Regions from separate parts of the Homo sapiens genome. Here region 2 is linked to region 1. A link is a loop called in an ENCODE intact Hi-C map of the cell type or tissue named here. Cell type or tissue: ascending aorta. All regions are shown on one strand. Links, peaks and the distances in the headings refer to the core of each region. The heading gives the core; the rest is flanking DNA.

What was found. Hi-C counts contacts between places; a loop is a spot of excess contacts. Peaks named below come from ENCODE experiments on the same cell type or tissue, not always from the same donor. Only the 100,000 strongest peaks of a DNase experiment are listed, where the experiment ranks them.
Region 2: a loop joins it to region 1, with 11 times the contacts of the local background. A loop is called at or near these places in 2 of 110 quality-filtered maps.

The regions. Positions count from the first base shown.
Region 1 is chr2:37,973,590-37,981,925 of GRCh38, reverse strand. RMDN2 (regulator of microtubule dynamics 2) reads right to left here. Exons shown (of 11, transcript NM_001170791.3): 3 at 7,712-7,886; 4 at 6,612-6,714; 5 at 583-643. All of the region lies in intron 2 of RMDN2-AS1 (RMDN2 antisense RNA 1), which reads left to right. Among named protein-coding and RNA genes, the nearest start is that of RMDN2, 52 kb to the right of the region's middle. RefSeq lists a silencer at 1,192-1,555. In ascending aorta, for the core only: no CTCF peak of the experiment used is centred there; no DNase peak of the experiment used is centred there.
Region 2 is chr2:38,708,033-38,716,368 of GRCh38, reverse strand. All of the region lies in intron 4 of GALM (galactose mutarotase), which reads right to left. The region is part of intron 1 of LOC124905993 (a long non-coding RNA gene); the gene reads left to right. Among named protein-coding and RNA genes, the nearest start is that of SRSF7, 39 kb to the left of the region's middle. RefSeq lists a silencer at 6,355-6,555. In ascending aorta, for the core only: no CTCF peak of the experiment used is centred there; no DNase peak of the experiment used is centred there.

The sequences.
Region 1 (8,336 bases), core at 289-8,288:
ATTCCTTATTGTTTTATAATTTATAATTTATATTTATAAAATAATGTTTACATAAACATACAAAGGGTCCAAACACAATTAAGAATGATTTTTTTTTTGCTCTAAGGATATTTACCTATACCAATCTAACTAATTAAATTCTCTTTGTTTGAACTTTTAATATCATAAATGGCTTTTCCTTGATCTGTGGAATTTGTATATTACGATGCATCAATGCATAAGAAATGGTTGATGTGCTTTTCTACATTTCATTTAGAAACATGCTATCATTTTAGTATTTGTGTTCAAGCAAAATGTTATACTGAACTAGATTTAATTATAACGTATCATCTTCAAAGCCAGTAGACTTGGTAGATTCATTCAATAATTTTTCAATAAAAGTTTCCCTTAAATATATTTCAAGGCTGCATAATAAAAATGTGAATAAACAGAATAAGAACAGTTACTGTGCTATTATACATATTTTTCAGTGAATGTGACTGACAGATTAAACGTATGAGTCAATAGTATTTTGAAAAATCCATTTAATTTATAAAGAGGCAGGTTAGAATTTAAAAGACTGCATAAATCCTATACACTTACCACAGATGACAATGTCCATTCATGGGTGCTCTATTAATAGCTCTTTCACTTAAAGTTTTTCCTGAAAGATAAAAGTACTTACACTTAATACCTTCATGTGAGTTGGTAGGAGGTGGATTATTGAATTAACTCATGGTTCACAAAGTATGGTCCCAAGACCAGAAGCATCAGCATCACATGGCAACTTTGTTTAAGAACTTTTCAGCCACATTGGAGATCTACTCCATCACACACTGTGGGATTGGGGCCCAATAATCTGTGGTTTAATGAGCCTCCAATGATTCTGATGTATGCTAAGGTTTGACACCCACTAGACTAAGCAACTTAACCAAGTGCAAGAAACGTCATTTAATTACTGCTTACAAAGCGTAATAGAAATTTTCTGTATTCCATTCAAACAACATTTACTGAGTACCTACTATGTGCCATACTGTGTGAGTGTCTGGGAATAAAATGTAAAATAAGACAGAGTCCTTGACCTCCAAGAGCTCACCGTTCAGTATGCTGCAGGCATATAAACAAGTAAGTTACATGCAAGAAAAAAAAAAAGACCAAGGTGAAAAAGAGGGCACAGCAGAGTGGGTAACTCTAACTCTGCCTGAAGGAGTAAGGGAAGGCTTCCCTGAGAAGTTCTTGCCTAATCATTCACAATAATGAACAGGGCCAGTGACATAAATAATTCCCCCAAATTATTTTACTTAGTTTTAGAGGAATTTTTAACCATGTAATAATTAATTTGGGGCTGGACCTGGTGGCTCACACCTGTAATCCTAGCACTTTGGGAGGCCGAGGCAGGTGGATCACCTGAGGTCAGGAATTCGAGACCAATCTGGCCAACATGGCGAAACCCTGTCTCTACTAAAAACACAAAAATTAGCTGGGCGTGGTGGTGCATGCCTGTAATCCCAGCTACTCAGGAGGCTGAGGCAGGAGAATCACTTGATCCCAGGAGGCAGAGGTTGCAGCGTGCTGAGATTGCGCCATTGCACTCCAGCCTGGGGGACAGAGCGAGACTCTGTCTCAAATAAAAAAAAACCAAAAATAATAATAATTTGGATAGAGGTTTGTTTATGGCTTGGAAAATCTAAATACCTGCAAATAAAACAGAACTGTGTTCTGAGAATCTTTCTCAAAAGGGGCCCTTTTGTTTTATAACTTCTTTTCTCCCTGATCCATTATTATTATCTTGAAGAGACTATCCAAGGATATGCAAAATGCTTTTCTAAATAAGTGGTTGAGATAATCTTTATAAATAAAAATATTTTATTCTAAAACCACGGTTCTATTTGTTAATTTGTTAAGGTGGCATTCTACAGTTCTATCCATTAAGATAAATATTCTGTGTAGAAATCGACATAAATTGGAAACAATTAAAAAGTGAAGCATTTTAATAATAATTAACTGCAGTGTGAACAAATATTAAAGAAATTAGCAATTTTAAATGAATGATTAAAAACATGCTTTTTAATGTAAAAACATTAAAAACTAAATCAATTTTTTAGCTACATTACCAAATGAATAAAACTTTCAGCGTACTGCCAGAAGCCTGAAATAGAAGTGATTCCATCACTCCAAGAATATAAAAAGACGCCGGGTAGTATACAAACTAGATTCATAGCCTCACTTATGCAGTCAGAATAAAAGTAAAGCTATTTCCTTTAGAGAACTGTATTTTGTGATCTTTATGATGCATTCATATCGATTACTTAATTAGGAAAGTTAGAAAAATGTTTCTTTAAATAAAGATTCATATCATAATACTTCAGAAACATACTGCATAATGATATACTCACTTTGAGTTTTATCAAAGAATTTTGTACTCTCCAGTGATCAAATCTGTACTAAGCATAACAACCTTAAACATGCTATTATGAGAAGAAATCTTCTGCACTTCCTCCCTCATGCTGAACCCCAACGTTCTTCCACGGCTGGTCTGAGCCCCTGCCTTGCTCTCAGTTCCAGTATACTTGGTCATTACCATTACTAAGCACTTACTCCTTATACACTGAATATAATTGGCTGTCCCTTTATTATCTTTTCCATAGAATAGGTTCCGTAGTGTTGTGCAGCCTTCATCTTATTTATGCCTCTCCTTCTCTCCCTCCTCCCCTTCCCTCCACCCTTCGTTTTCACACTGTTCCTTGACAAAATAATTTTGAATAAATATTTCTTAAATGGATAAATTAAAGGAATTCTTTTACTTTTATTTCAATATCTGAATGAACACATCGGAGGCTTTTTCTACTCCTTTTTCTTTGGCACTATAAACTCTTCTCTTTTGGATATATCCTATTTCAATTCTATGCTTCATTTTAGCCCCTGAATTCCCTTCAACCTATTTCTTTACGAATTTCACCATCTAAGACATTAACTCAGTTAAACTCCCATTCCATTTAAGAATAGAGATCCAGAGCGATTTTACCTATGGCAAACTGTAACTTCCATAAGAAAGACTTCCCTGCATCAACCTCCATCCTCTGCCATCATATTCTCCTTTCTGCTACATATGCTCGCAAACAGCCTGTTCTCTATCTATCTATCTATCTATCTATCTATCTATCTATCTGAGAAAGGGTCTTGCTCTGTTACCCACTCTGCAGTGCAGTGGTGAGATCATGGCTCACTGTGGCTTTGATCTCTTGGACTCAAACGATCCTCCCACCTCAGTCGTGTTATTTTTAGTAGAGACAAGGTCTCCCTATGTTGCCCAGGCTGGTCTCGGGCTTCTGAGCTCAAGCTATCTGCCCGCCTTGGCCTCCCAAAGTGCTGGGATTACAGGCATGAGCCACTACATCCAGCCTCTGTACTCTTCTTTAATAAGAGCTTATTTCCATTCGTTTTTGTATATGTATGATTATTTGACTAGTGCTGCCTCCCCTACAAAGCCATAAGCTCCCCTGTAGCCTGAAAACATGTCTATTTTGCTATCCTATTCCTACCTTAGTACATAATACCCAGGGTAGGGCAGGTACTTATGAAAAAAATGTATTTACCTTTCCCTCTCCCTCCCCCTCCCTCTCCCCCCTCCCCTTTGCACGGTCTCCCTCTGATGCCGAGCCCAGGCTGGACTGTACTGCCGCCATCTCGACTCACTGCAACCTCCCTGCCTGATTCTCCTGCCTCAGCCTGCCAAGTACCTGCGATTGCAGGCACGCATCACCACGCCTGACTGGTTTTCGTATTTTTTGGTGGAGACGGGGTTTCACCGTGTTGGCCGGGCTGGTCTCTAGCTCCTGATCGCGAGTGATCTGCCAGCCTCGGCCTCCCGAGGTGTCGGGATTGCAGACAGAGTCTCACTCACTCAGTGCTCAATGTTGCCCAGGCTGGAGTGCAGTGGCGTGATCTCGGCTCACTACAGTCTCCACCTCCCAGCCGCCTGCCTTGGCCTCCCAAAGTGTCGAGATTGCAGCCTCTGCCCGGCCGCCACCCCATCTAGGAAGTGAGGAGCGTCTCTGCCTGGCCGCCCATCGTCCGGGATGTGAGGAGCCCCTCTGCCCGGCCGCCCAGTCTGGGAACTGAGGAGCGCCTCTTCCCGGCCATCATCCCATCTAGGAAGTGAGGAGCGTCTCTGCCCGGCCACCCATCGTCTGGGATGTGGGGAGCGCCTCTGCCCCGCCGCCCCATCTGAGATGTGAAGAGCGCCTCTACCCGGCCGCGACCCCGTCTGGGAATTGAGGAGTGTCTCTGCCCCACTGGCACCCCGTCTGGGAGGTGAGGAGGTCTCTGAGCGGCCGCCCGGTCTGAGAAGTGAGGAGCCCCTCCGCCCAGCAGCCGCCCCATCTGGGAACTGAGGAGCCCCTCCGCCTGGCAGCCGCCCCATCCGGGAAGTGAGGCGCGTCTCCGCCCGGCAGCCGCCCCGTCCGGGAGGTGGGGGCAGCCCCCGCCCAGCCAGCCGCCCCGTCTGGGAGGTGGGGGCGCCTCTGCCCGGCCGACCCGTCTGGGAAGTGAGGAGCCCCTCTGCCCGGCCACCACCCCGTCTGGGAGGTGTACCCAACAGCTCGTTGAGAACGGGCCATGATGACGATGGCGGTTTTGTCGAATAGAAAAGGGGGAAATGTGGGGAAAAGAAAGAGAGATCAGATTGTTACTGTGTGTAGAAAGAAGTAGACATAGGAGACTCCATTTTGTTCTGTACTAAAAAATTCTTCTGCCTTGGGATGCTGTTAATCTATAACCTTACCCCCAACCCTGTGCTCTCTGAAACATATGCTGTGTCCACTAAGGGTTAAATGGATTAAGGGCGGTGCAAGATGTGCTTTGTTAAACAGATGCTTGAAGGCAGCATGCTCGTTCAGAGTCATCACCACTCCCTAATCTGAAGTACCCAGGGACACAAACACTGCAGAAGGCGGCAGGGCCCTCTGCCTAGGAAAACCAGAGACCTTTGTTCACATGTTTATCTGCTGACCTTCCCTCCACTATTGTCCTGTGACCCTGCCAAATCCCCCTCTCCGAGAAACACCCAAGAATGATCAATAAATACTAAAAAAATTTAAAAAAAAAAAGAAAAAAATGTATTTAATATTGATGAATGTTGGAACACTTTACATAGATATACTTGGATTTTCTCAGTAGATATGAAAATAAATCCCCTTGTTCTCCTTGGTTAAGTTTTTATTTATGTTGAAATTAATACATCTCTTCTCTAGAATTCTGTTTTGTATATGGTCTGCAAACTGGAATGCTACAGAAAAACTCCACAAAGCTGATGATGAATATGCAAACAAGAGGGGGAAGCCCTCTCATCCTCCTCCCACTGGGGGAAACGAAAGCACAGAGGTCATTCAGCAAATGAATCTCCAAGTGGAAAAATATAATTACAAGGAGTTTGGTAAAACTTTCTACTTGGAAATAAAAATTACAGAGAACTAGACTGGGAAGAAATCTTTCTTGCTGTGTCTTCCTCTTGCTATCTTTTCTAGAAGAAAAGCCTGGAAATGAGAAGCCTTCGGAATAAATGAAGAATTCAAAAGATTTTGATGTCAAAGTACTATGCTGACATTCAGAGAGATGGCAGGTAGGGGCTTTTGCAAGGACACATTTTGACATCCAGTAAGAGTCAAGGTGAGGTATAAAAATAACAGTTTGATATTCTATCTATTTAGTTGTTCTTGTTGTGATGAAAAATTTCAAAAACTTGTAGAAAAGTATAGATGTCAGAATAATGAACCAACATGTAATCATCATTCAGCTTAGACAATTATCAAACAGAGTTTTTAACAAGGTTAATCTTGTTTCATCAAGATACATTTGGAAAAAACATTAAAGTCTGCGAGTTTATTCTTCGTAGTCCCTAGAGTTCTACATTACAGGAAGTAAGATGTGTTACTTTAACTGTGGTTGACAACTGCTGAAGACACTTGTCCTCTGCCTGTTATTGTTTCTCAAACACTGCCACTACATTTCTTGTCTAAGTTTTATAAAGTTAAAAGATGAAATTTAAGTTTTTTTCAGTTACCTATTCTAATATATTCAAATATTTCTGAAGAACATATACTTTAGCCCTAAAATGCCTTTCTGTTCTGAGAGTGTACATTTTTTTGTACCATAATATATTAAAATAGATTAAACATACTGGTTTTAGCTAAGATAATTTAGCTTTAGTTAACATTCACTAGTGATTTACTATAGATCTTTTTTTTTATTACACTTTAAGTTCTTGCATACATGTGCAAAACATGCAGGTCATAGGTATACACGTGCCACGGTGGTTTTCTGCACCCATCAACCCGACATCTACATTAGGTATTTCTCCTAATGCTATCCCTCCCCTAGCCTCCCACCCCAAGACAGGCCCTGTTGTGTGATGTTCCCCTCCCTGTGTCCATGTATTCTCATTGTTCAACTCCCACTTATGAGTGAGAACATGCAGTGTTTGGTTTTCTGTTCTTGTGTTAGTTTGCTGAGAATGATGGTTTCCAGCTTCATCCATGTCCCTGCAAAGGACATGAACTCATCCTTTTTTACGGCTGCATGATTTACTATAGATCTTAATTGCTACTTGAGAATAATCTTTACAAAATGCTTACCAATATTAGCATAATGTTTCTTTTCTTGTGTGTTTGTAGATAGTTCATACATGTCTCCATAAGCACGAGCAAATCGCCACATAAACTCTATTTCATCTCTAAACTGAAAAGAAAAGATGGAGTTGCCTGTTAAATTAACTTGGTAACTTGTCTATTCTATTCTTGTTTTCTACTGCAACTTTTTAAAAACTTAGGCAGGTAAACTGGTATTTATAGATTATTGAATCTATGTATATGCATATTTCGTGTGAAACATTTTTAATCCAAATACTCATGGCTAAGAAATATGACCTAATGTAGTGTTACATTTGGATCTTAAAACCAATTAATATTATCCAGACACTAGCTCCATCTATGCAGAGAAGAGATTTGATAGGCACCAAAATCTAGAAATTCTTCCTGAGCTGTGGCATCCTTTTCTTCTTTTCCTTTCCAAGTTATCTATTATCAATATAATGAGCATCTCAGTTAATATCTGTAAATTGAAAATGCATATACTCAAAAGAGCAGTCACTTTTTTTACTCAAATTACCTAAATATAATCCTGGAGAGCTATCAAGTTTTAGACAATGTGTTTAGAGTTGCTAAATCCTCAGACAAATAGAGATTTATTTCTCCATGGGACACTGCAAACTTTTAATTTTTAATTTTATTTTATTTTATTTTATTTTTTTTAGTGGTGGTGGTAAGAGCTCTGGACAGGCTTTTCTTATTCAGACCCAACACTAAACACTGCAAAATCAACAAATGACCATTGGTAGAAATAGCTTTGAATACCCATATCTGTCTCAAAATATTTGTTAAATATATAAATTAGTAAAAAAAAAAAATCAAATAAAAGTAAATCTGCGTAATTATAGCTCTGGTTCTCATTTTTATGACCTTAGAGTCTAATAAACTTTTACATTTACTTTTTTAAAATTTTATGCATCTTAAATAAAAAATAAATTTTAAAAAATTTTAGTCATTTTATAGAGAAATTTTACATCAATCATCAAAATGTGGGAACCATGACACAATTATTATAGTTATAACTGAAACAGATGGCAGATTAAATTAAAAAATGGAACTATACGAAGTGCTATTGTTATGTCTCTTACCTTTTCTTTGTGGTCACGAAGTAGTTCAAAACTCTCCGACTTGCCAGACTCACTCATACGTAAATGATCTACCTTCTGAAGAAGGACATCTAAATTTAATTCCTCTACACGTGTGTTAAATGCCTTAGGGACTGGAAAACTCTGTTCTTCTGTGTCAGTATTAGCTGTAATATACCTAAAATCGCAGAAATAATCATCAACTCCTTTGAAAGTTAAGTATAATAGCCAGAGCATTCCTTTTAAAATGCAAGTCAAATCATGCCCCTCTTATGCTTGAAACTCTGCAGTGGCACGTGCTTTCACTCAGAAAAAGCTCCAGTCCTAACAGAAGTCTACAAGTCCCTGCGCAATTTGCCCACGATCTCGTTACCTCTTTGATCTCATTTCCTACTACTCTTCTTATTCAAATACACACAGGTCACCTAGCTGCTCCTTCAATATTCTAATCACGTGCCTACCTCGGAACCTCCACTTGCTGTTCCCTTTAATGAAACGCCGTTTCCTTAGACAGCCACATAACTCACGCCCTCACCTCCTTCAAGTCTCTGCTCCAATTTCATTTTCTCAATGTGGCCCATCCAGACCACTCTAATACCTCAATCCCCACATTCCCTTCATCTCTAAC
Region 2 (8,336 bases), core at 314-8,313, 730 kb before region 1:
AGATTCCTCCCATAGCAATGTGGCAAAAACTTTGTGTAGTACACCAGGGCCTCCTTCTGGACTGTTTATGATTCCTCCATACTCTTGAACACGTACACAACAATCTGACACGCGAAAGGCGCAGAAGCTGGTCTTAATCTGAGCAAATCAACAGCTTTCAGAAGCTGCAGGGAAATGAAGCATCAGAGAAAGTGAAAATTGTCCCTAATGATAGCTCAGAAAATAGGGCTGATTAGGCAAACTGCATATCCCTGGGTTTCAGTGGATCCCAGAAGTCATGGATTACCAATCACTGTTACCACCCTCCTAGGAGCATCCTGCTCACCTGTTTGGCAGTTAAACTCAATAGAACAGATTTTAGAGTCAGGCAGGCCTGGATTTAAAGGCTGGCTTTCTTTGCTGTATAAATTTGTGGAGGCTGCTTAGCTTCTCTGAAGCTTGGTTACCTCATCTGTAAAATGGGGATAACGAGACTCTACCTCATAGCATTATTGCGAACACTAAATGAAATAAGGCATGTAAAGTGCCCAGCACCCTACTCAGCAAGTGGTAAGTACTCAGTAATATGGCTGTTACTATGGACAGTAGCAGAGGGAAATAACAGCGTAACTCTGGAGTTAGGAAAACTCGATTGCAGGCCGGACACGGTGGCTCACGCCTATAATCCCAGCACTTTGGGAGGCCAAGGTGGGCAGATCACTTGAACCCAGGAGTTCAAGACCAGCCAGGACAACAAAACCCTGTCTCTACAAAAAATACAAAAATTAGCCAGGTGTGGTGGTGCATACCTGTGGTCCCAGCTACTCAGGAGGTTGAGGTGGGAGGATCACTTGAGCCCAGGAGGATGAAGCTAAAGTGAGCTGTGATTGCACCACTGCACTTCAGCCTGGGCAACACAGCAAGGCCCTGTCTCCAAAACAAAAAATAAACAACAAAAACGCCTTGATTCTAGATTTTGACTTCACCAATTACTTACCAGTTTAACTTTGTGCAGGTTACTGAACTCTCCCATTTTTAGCTTCCTCAACTGAAGCACTGAAATATACAGACTTGCTTAAAGAATTTTAAAAGCAAGACCCAAGTATATGCTGCCTTCAAAAACTCACTTCACCTATAAAGACACATAGACTGAAAGTGAAGGGATGAAAAAAGATATTCCACAGAAATGGAAACCAAAAGTGAGCAGGAGTAGCTATTGCTTGCATCACACAGCATAGACTTTAAAACAAAAAATGTTTAAAGCGACAAAAAAGTTCATTACATAATGATAAAAAGGATCAAGTCAGCAAAAGGCTATGACAATTGTAAATATGTATTCACCCAACCCTGAAGAACTCAGATATATAAAGCAAATATTATTAGAGCTAAAGGAAAAAAATCCAACTATAGGCCCCAGTACAATCATAGTTGAGAACCCCTTTCTCAGCATTGGACAGATTATTTAGACAGAAAATCAACAAAGAAACATCACAGGTAAACTATACTATAGACCAAATGAACCTACAACATTGATCTTACTCTTTTATTTCCAATGCTAGTTGACTATCCATTGAAAACTAGTCTATGACTTTAAAGCAAACATACTAGGTTTTCTTACTGGTTGTTACATGCTTCTCAGAATTATCTGTATTGGAGTGGTTCACAAATTGGAAATCAAATATTGAGGGGATTTGTTAGTTTGTTTCAGTTTTGCTGTTTTTCTTCTTTTTGTTTGTTTAACACAGAAAGTGGTTACTATTTTCTCCAGTGGCTAAAAGGAAGGACTAGAAAGCAGATAATTATTATATTGCCTTTTTCTCTACACTTGGCTCTGCTTGAGAGCCAAGTGGGTTACACCCTGTTTCAAAGTGTAGTTCAGCCGGGCGCAGTGGCTCACCTGTAATCCCAGTACTTTTGCAGGCTGAGGTGGGCGGATCACTTGAGGTCAGGAGTTCAAGACCAGCCTGACCAACATGGTGAAACCCTGTCTCTACTAAAAATACAAAAATTAGCCGAGTGTGGTGGTGCACGCCTGTAGTCCCAGCTAATCGGGAGGCTGAAGCAGGAAAATTGCTTGAGCCTGGGAGGCAGAGGTTGCAGTGAGCCGAGATCACACCACTGCACTCCCGCCTGGGCAACAGAGCAAGACTCCATCTCAAAAAACAACAACCCCCCCGCAAAAAAAACCCCAAAGTAGTTAAATGAGCTAATAATGCATGTACTATATGTGTTTAGACATGTCTGGTACATATTAGACACTCAGTAAATAGTGGCAATAAAGATGATGATGGTACTAATAATAGTTAATACTTACAAAGCTCTTACTAAATGCCAGGAACTGTTCTAAGCACTTTATATGTATTTTTTTTTTATTTAGTTGTCACAACCAATAAGGTAAGTCCAATTATTATCATTGGATGAGGCCTATAGAACTCAAATAAATTGTCCTAGATCACACAGCTGGTAAATTTTTTTTTTTTTTTTTGAAGCAGGGTCTTGCTCTGTTGCCCAGGCTAGAGTGCTGTGGCACGATCACAGCTCATCACAACCTCGACCTCCTGGAACCAAGTGATCCTCCTGCCTCAGCCTCCTCAGTAGCTGGGACTACAGGTGTGTGCCACCATGCCCACCTAATTTTTTAATTTTTTTGTAGGGATGGGGTATCTCTATGTTGCTCAGACTGGTCTCAAACTCATGAGCTCAAGCAATCCTTCTGTCTTGGCCTCCCAAAGTGCTGGGATTACAAATGTGAGCCAGCACACCTGACAAGATTTCAACCTAGACAGAGCTTGAGACCATGCCCTAAACCACTGTTTTCCTGAGAATAATGTGTCAAAATCAGCCCTGTAAATCAGCGATTCAAGATCACTTCACTAAGGTTTGAGACACTTCCCGTTTCTGGCTGGAGCTCCCCTGCCTGCCCCATCAGTTTTCATGGCATGAGGGGGGCACCACTGTCCAAGAACAGGAGGACTGCTAGGGCCACATGCTGTTCTAAGAGAACCAAGACAGCCTTCTCCAAATCTTTCTAGATCTGCCGTTAGGATCAGTCAGCCAATGGCCACTGACTGCTCTAGTATGAGAGAGACAACCCTTCTGCCTGACCACACCAAGAGAAGGCATTCAGGGTTTGCTTGATGATTTCATGAGGGGAACATATTGGGGTGGAAGAATGTTCCCTGCATGCTTATTTTGCTACTTCCCAGCAGCTTGGGTAGGCTCCGGTGACAATGGTGTGATTAGGGAGCCCATGCTGATGGCAGACCCAGGGCCTCCTGCTCTCCTCCAAAAGTCGCAAGGCTCCCACAGTCACGACTCACAGGAAGCCAAGAAGGGCACTAGGGACAGGTGGCAGACATCCCAGCATCGTGAAAAGGGTGGGTAATTGAACACAGCTAGGTTACATTAATCACCCAGGGTCAGAGAACAGAACCAGGAAAGGAGAGAGGGGAGAAATCAGTCCAGCCTTTCTGGTCACTTGGCCCAGGAGCAGTGGCACAAAATGGTTTTATGTGGGGGATTTAGCCCCTGTAATCTCTATCAGGGCACCCCCTGCTTGCACATCGCCCCAAATAAACATACAACCTAAATTCGAGGCCAGCCCCAGCCTCCGCTCTGATGAGATTGCTGTCCTGCGCTCCTCCTTTATAGAAACGCAGGCAACACCATGGCTGCTCAGTCACCTATGGTTTAGTGGGAACATAGAGGCTTTCATTTGCACTGCTGGAGTCAGAAGCAGGGAGCCCTGAAGCCCAGGGACAGTCTCCTAGATCTAACTATCTGCGGGGATTAACTGGTCATTATCGCCTCTGGGATGTGTGTTCTGCAGACCCTGCTTTCTATTTGTTCCTTGCATCTGGCCCTGCCCAGAGGACTGATTTCAGCAACTATAAATTTGGAGGGTGCTGTCCATCTTGGAAAGGATTCTGGAATGGAGACCTGAAAGCGAAGAGGAAACATGTTTCCCAGGAACCAAATACAAATATGTTCAAATACAAATCATGCCTGACCACTCTCTAGGCTTCTCTGAGTGGGTTACAAGACTACAGGCTCAGGGAGCTTCAGGAGATATGCACCATCAGGGCTTCAGTGAGCACAATCTGTAGGGAATTGCCACATGGCCTCTGACCTTGTGTATGACTAGGTGAAGATACATATTTTTCTCACAATATAACAGACAGCATGAAGCTAGGAGGCAGATACACTTGGGATGACAGAACCAGGAATCCAAAAGATAGTGTAAAGTAAGGGTAAAATGCTGACTAAAAGAAGAAATTTATGAATAGCAGGAACAGATATGGTCTTGGACTTTAGTCAACAATGAAACAAAACCAACCAAAGGACACTGCTCAGATTTAGCTTCTTGTCACTGTTACCCTGGGCACAAAACATAATCTTGTGAGGCCCCACTTCCTCACTTGTAAAACTGGGATAACAACAGCCCCTACAACATGGAGTTGTTATGAGAATTAAATCAGTAAATGTAGGCAAAGCACTTACTTAAGATAGTGATGATGTTGATGATGATGATGATGGTGGTGGTGATGATGGTGATGATGGTGGTGATAGTGATGATGATGATGGTGATGGTGATGGTGATGGTGGTGACAGTGATGGTGATAATGGTGGTGATAGTGATGGTGATGTTAATGATGATGGTGTTGATAGTGATGGTGATGGATGATGATGATGGTGATGGTGACAGATAACACACAGTGCTAATCATAGTGCTTCTCACTAGGCAGTCTCATTCCAGAGACTATGTTCTTAACCACCTTGCTATACTAACTCTCATAAGTATTAAGTATAATTATTATGATAATAACTGACTAGGAAGAAATGTGGCTGATCCACAGCATGGGTGAAAATGAATTTAAGGATGATGGCTGACAGCAAGTTCAACACGAGTCACATAAAGGCTATCTGTAAGGCCAGGTGTGGTGGCTCATGCCTGTAATCCAGGCAATTTGGGAAGCCGAGGTGGGCGGATCACCTGAGGTTGGGAGTTCGAGACCAGCGTGACCAACGTCGTGAAACCCTGTCTCTACTAAAAAATACAAAAATTAGCCAGGTGTGGTGGTGCGCGCCTGTAATCCCAGCTACTCAGGAGGCTGAGGCAGGAGAATCGCTTGAACCTGGGAGGCGGAGGTTGCAGTGAGCTGAGATCGCGCCATTGCATGCCAGCCTGGGCAACAGAGCGAGACTCCGTCTCAAAAAAAAAAAAAAAGGCTATCTGTAATGAGGTGGTGACAGTCCCAAGCTACTTTTTGCAGCATGGGTATCACAAGAGGAGAGGCCTAAAGACACATAGAGCAGGATCAGAAGGAAATGACCAGGGGCTGGTGCAGTAGCTTACGCCTGTAATCCCAGCACTTTGGGAGGCTGAGGTGGGTGGATCGCCTAAAGTCAGAAGTTCAAGACCAGCCTGGTCAAGATGGTGAATCCCCGTCTCTACTAAAAATACAAAAATTTGCTGGGTGTGGTGGCAGGCACCTGTAATCCCAGCTACTCGGGAGGCTGAGGCAGGAGAATCGCTTGAACCCAGGAGGCGGAGGTTGCAGTGAGCCAAGATCGCACCATTGCACTCCAGCCTGGGCAATAAGAGTGAAACTCCGTCTAAAAAAAAAAAAAAAAAAGAAGGAAATGACCAGTATGACCAAACCATAGCATAAGAAAAATAGCCAAGACCAGGCATGGTGGCTCATGCCTGTAATCTCAGCGCTTTGGGAGCCTGAGGCAGGAGGATCACTTAAGCCCAGGAGTTTGAGACCAGCCTGGGCAACATAGTGAGACCCTGCCTCTACAACAAATTTTTTAAATAATAGCCAGAGGACCTGGCATGTTTTGCCTGAATAAAATACTTGGGGGACATGCCAGCCACTTTCTAATGCCTTAAGCCTGCTACATAGGATCCAAGGCCCAGAAGTAGGCCAGGTGAGGGTGAGCCCTAGGTAGACAGATCTCACCTCAATACAGGAAGGCCTTTTTGACATGTTGACCCAAGATGCACAGTAAGCATCCTGTCCCAGAAGCATCTGAGTGCTGGCAGAATGCAGAAGTCTGGGACTCAAACACTGGATAGGGGAGTAACTATTTTATAGGCTCTAAATAGCTCCTCCAAGTGTGGACCTAGGACCATCTGATGACCACATGCATCACCCAGGGGCTTGTTAGACACATAGATCCAGAGGCTCCACTCCAGCCACTGAGTCTGAATCTGCATTTTCACAAGTTGCACAGGTGATCTGTGTGCACATGAATGCTGACAAGCACTGATGTGGAGATCATCTGAGGAAGCCCCAGGTTCAGGTGGGCTGCTGCTCTGAAAAGCAAAAGTTGGGAGGGACACTGGGGCAGCAGGAAGAGCACGTGGTGCTAGAGTCTGGTCTCCATGAGGATAGCCCAGCTGTGCTTCCAGCCCAGCTGCTCCAATTATGTCTGTTTCTTTATCTAGTCGGGCTCAGAAGAGTCAGTCAAATTTGCATAAGGAGGCCTGCGGTAAAGGGGCTCATGGGCACAGGTACTCATCTGACACCTCATTAAGCCATCTTCGTAAATCATCTCTAGAATGCCTGTTGTTATTTTAGGAAACAACATAAAGAGGATGATAATTAAAAGTAACACCCTGGGTGGGAATTTTTACTTCCTTCCAGTGGTTGGCAAGTAAAGCACCTTGGGAATTTTTTGGTAAGGTAACATTTCTATACATTTTTCACAGATCACACAACATCAAAGCTTGTCTATGCTGCAGGTTTTTTTCCCTTTCCTCTGCTGGTGCTTTGGGTTTGCGGCTTTATTCTGTTGCTGGCTTTTTGTCTTATGTTTTTTTTTTTTTTCCTTTCCACCGAGCATTTTCTGATTTTACCTTGACTTGCAACGGGGGAGGGTATTGCTTCTGGATGTTAGATGACATCCGAAGCATAAAATGCTAAACCAAGCTGCAGGTCGTTTTCAGGTGAAAAGGCAATTTTACGCTTCATGGTTGGGACCACGTAAGGCATTTTCATGGTGGGGTATTTTTCATCTTAGATCCATCAGGATGACATCCAGGGATTTGCTGTCTAGTAGAAAGTTCACCTTTCAGTTACCCACTGTCTGTCTGCAGCCTCCTAGTCCTGCTGCTCTCCTGCACAGGCACAAGGGCATTCCTGCTAGACCTGCTCCCCTCCTGGGACTGCCAGGCCCCTGATGTTGCCATATTCCCCTGGTTTTCAGGGCCCCTTGCCACGCGTCTTCCCTGTCCCCCACAACCCTCACTGCCTACCTGTCTAGGCCCACTGTCTAGGACCTGAGACCCTTAGTAACACTCCTTGATCTGCCTTACACCCTGTCCTCCTGCTCCTCCTCTCTGATAAAACCCCAACTTCAGGTCATCCCACCATTTGCCTTCTCTGCTCCTGACTCCGCCCTGCCGAGAGAGCTGGAGAAAGCCCACAGAAGCACCGGCAGAGGCCACCACAGATTCACGGTCTCAAGCCTTCCCTGGATTCCTCTGCTCTCTGACAACCATTTTACTTGTCCTAAATCAGCTCCTCTCCTTCAAAAAACAAACAAACAAACAAAAAAAACTGTTATTTGACCCCACTTCCCTGCCTCACAGAGGAGCCTTCTCTTTGTCACAGCTTGTTGACAGCACTTTCTTTTTTTTTTTTTTTTTTCTTGAGACAGAGTCTCGCTCTATCACCCAGGCTGGAGTGCAATGGCATGATCTTGCTCACTGCCAGCTCCGCCTACCCGGGTTCATGCCATTCTTCCTGAGTAGCTGGGACTACAGGCGCCCGCCACCATACCTGGCTAATTTTTCATATTTTTAGTAGAGGTGGGGTTTCACCATGTTAGCTGGGATGGTCTCGCTCTCCTGACCTCATGATCCGCCCGCCTCGGCCTCCCAAAGTGCTGGGATTACAGGCTTGAGCCACTGTGCCCAGGCGACAGCACTTTCAATACCAGTCCTTTCTGTTAACTCACTGAGGTAGCTTCTAGGATGCTGGGACAGATTCCATGGCCCTGTGCTAAAGCAAATGAATCAGAATCTCTGAGGTGGGGCCCAGGATTCTTTTTTATTTATTTTTATTATTTTTATTTTTTTAGAGACAGGGTCTTGCTCTGTCACCCAGCTGGAGTGCAGTGGCGTGATCACAGCTCACTGTAGCCCCTAGCTCTCTGGGCTCAAGAGATACTCTTGCCTCGGTCTCCCAAGCAACTGGTACTACAGGTGCAAGCCACCATGCCAGGCTTTTTTATTTTATTTTATTTTATTTTATTTTATTTTATTTTAATTTTGATACAGTTTCTCACTCTGTTGCCCATGCTGGAGTGCAATGGCATGACCTCGGCTCACTGCAACCTCCGTCTCC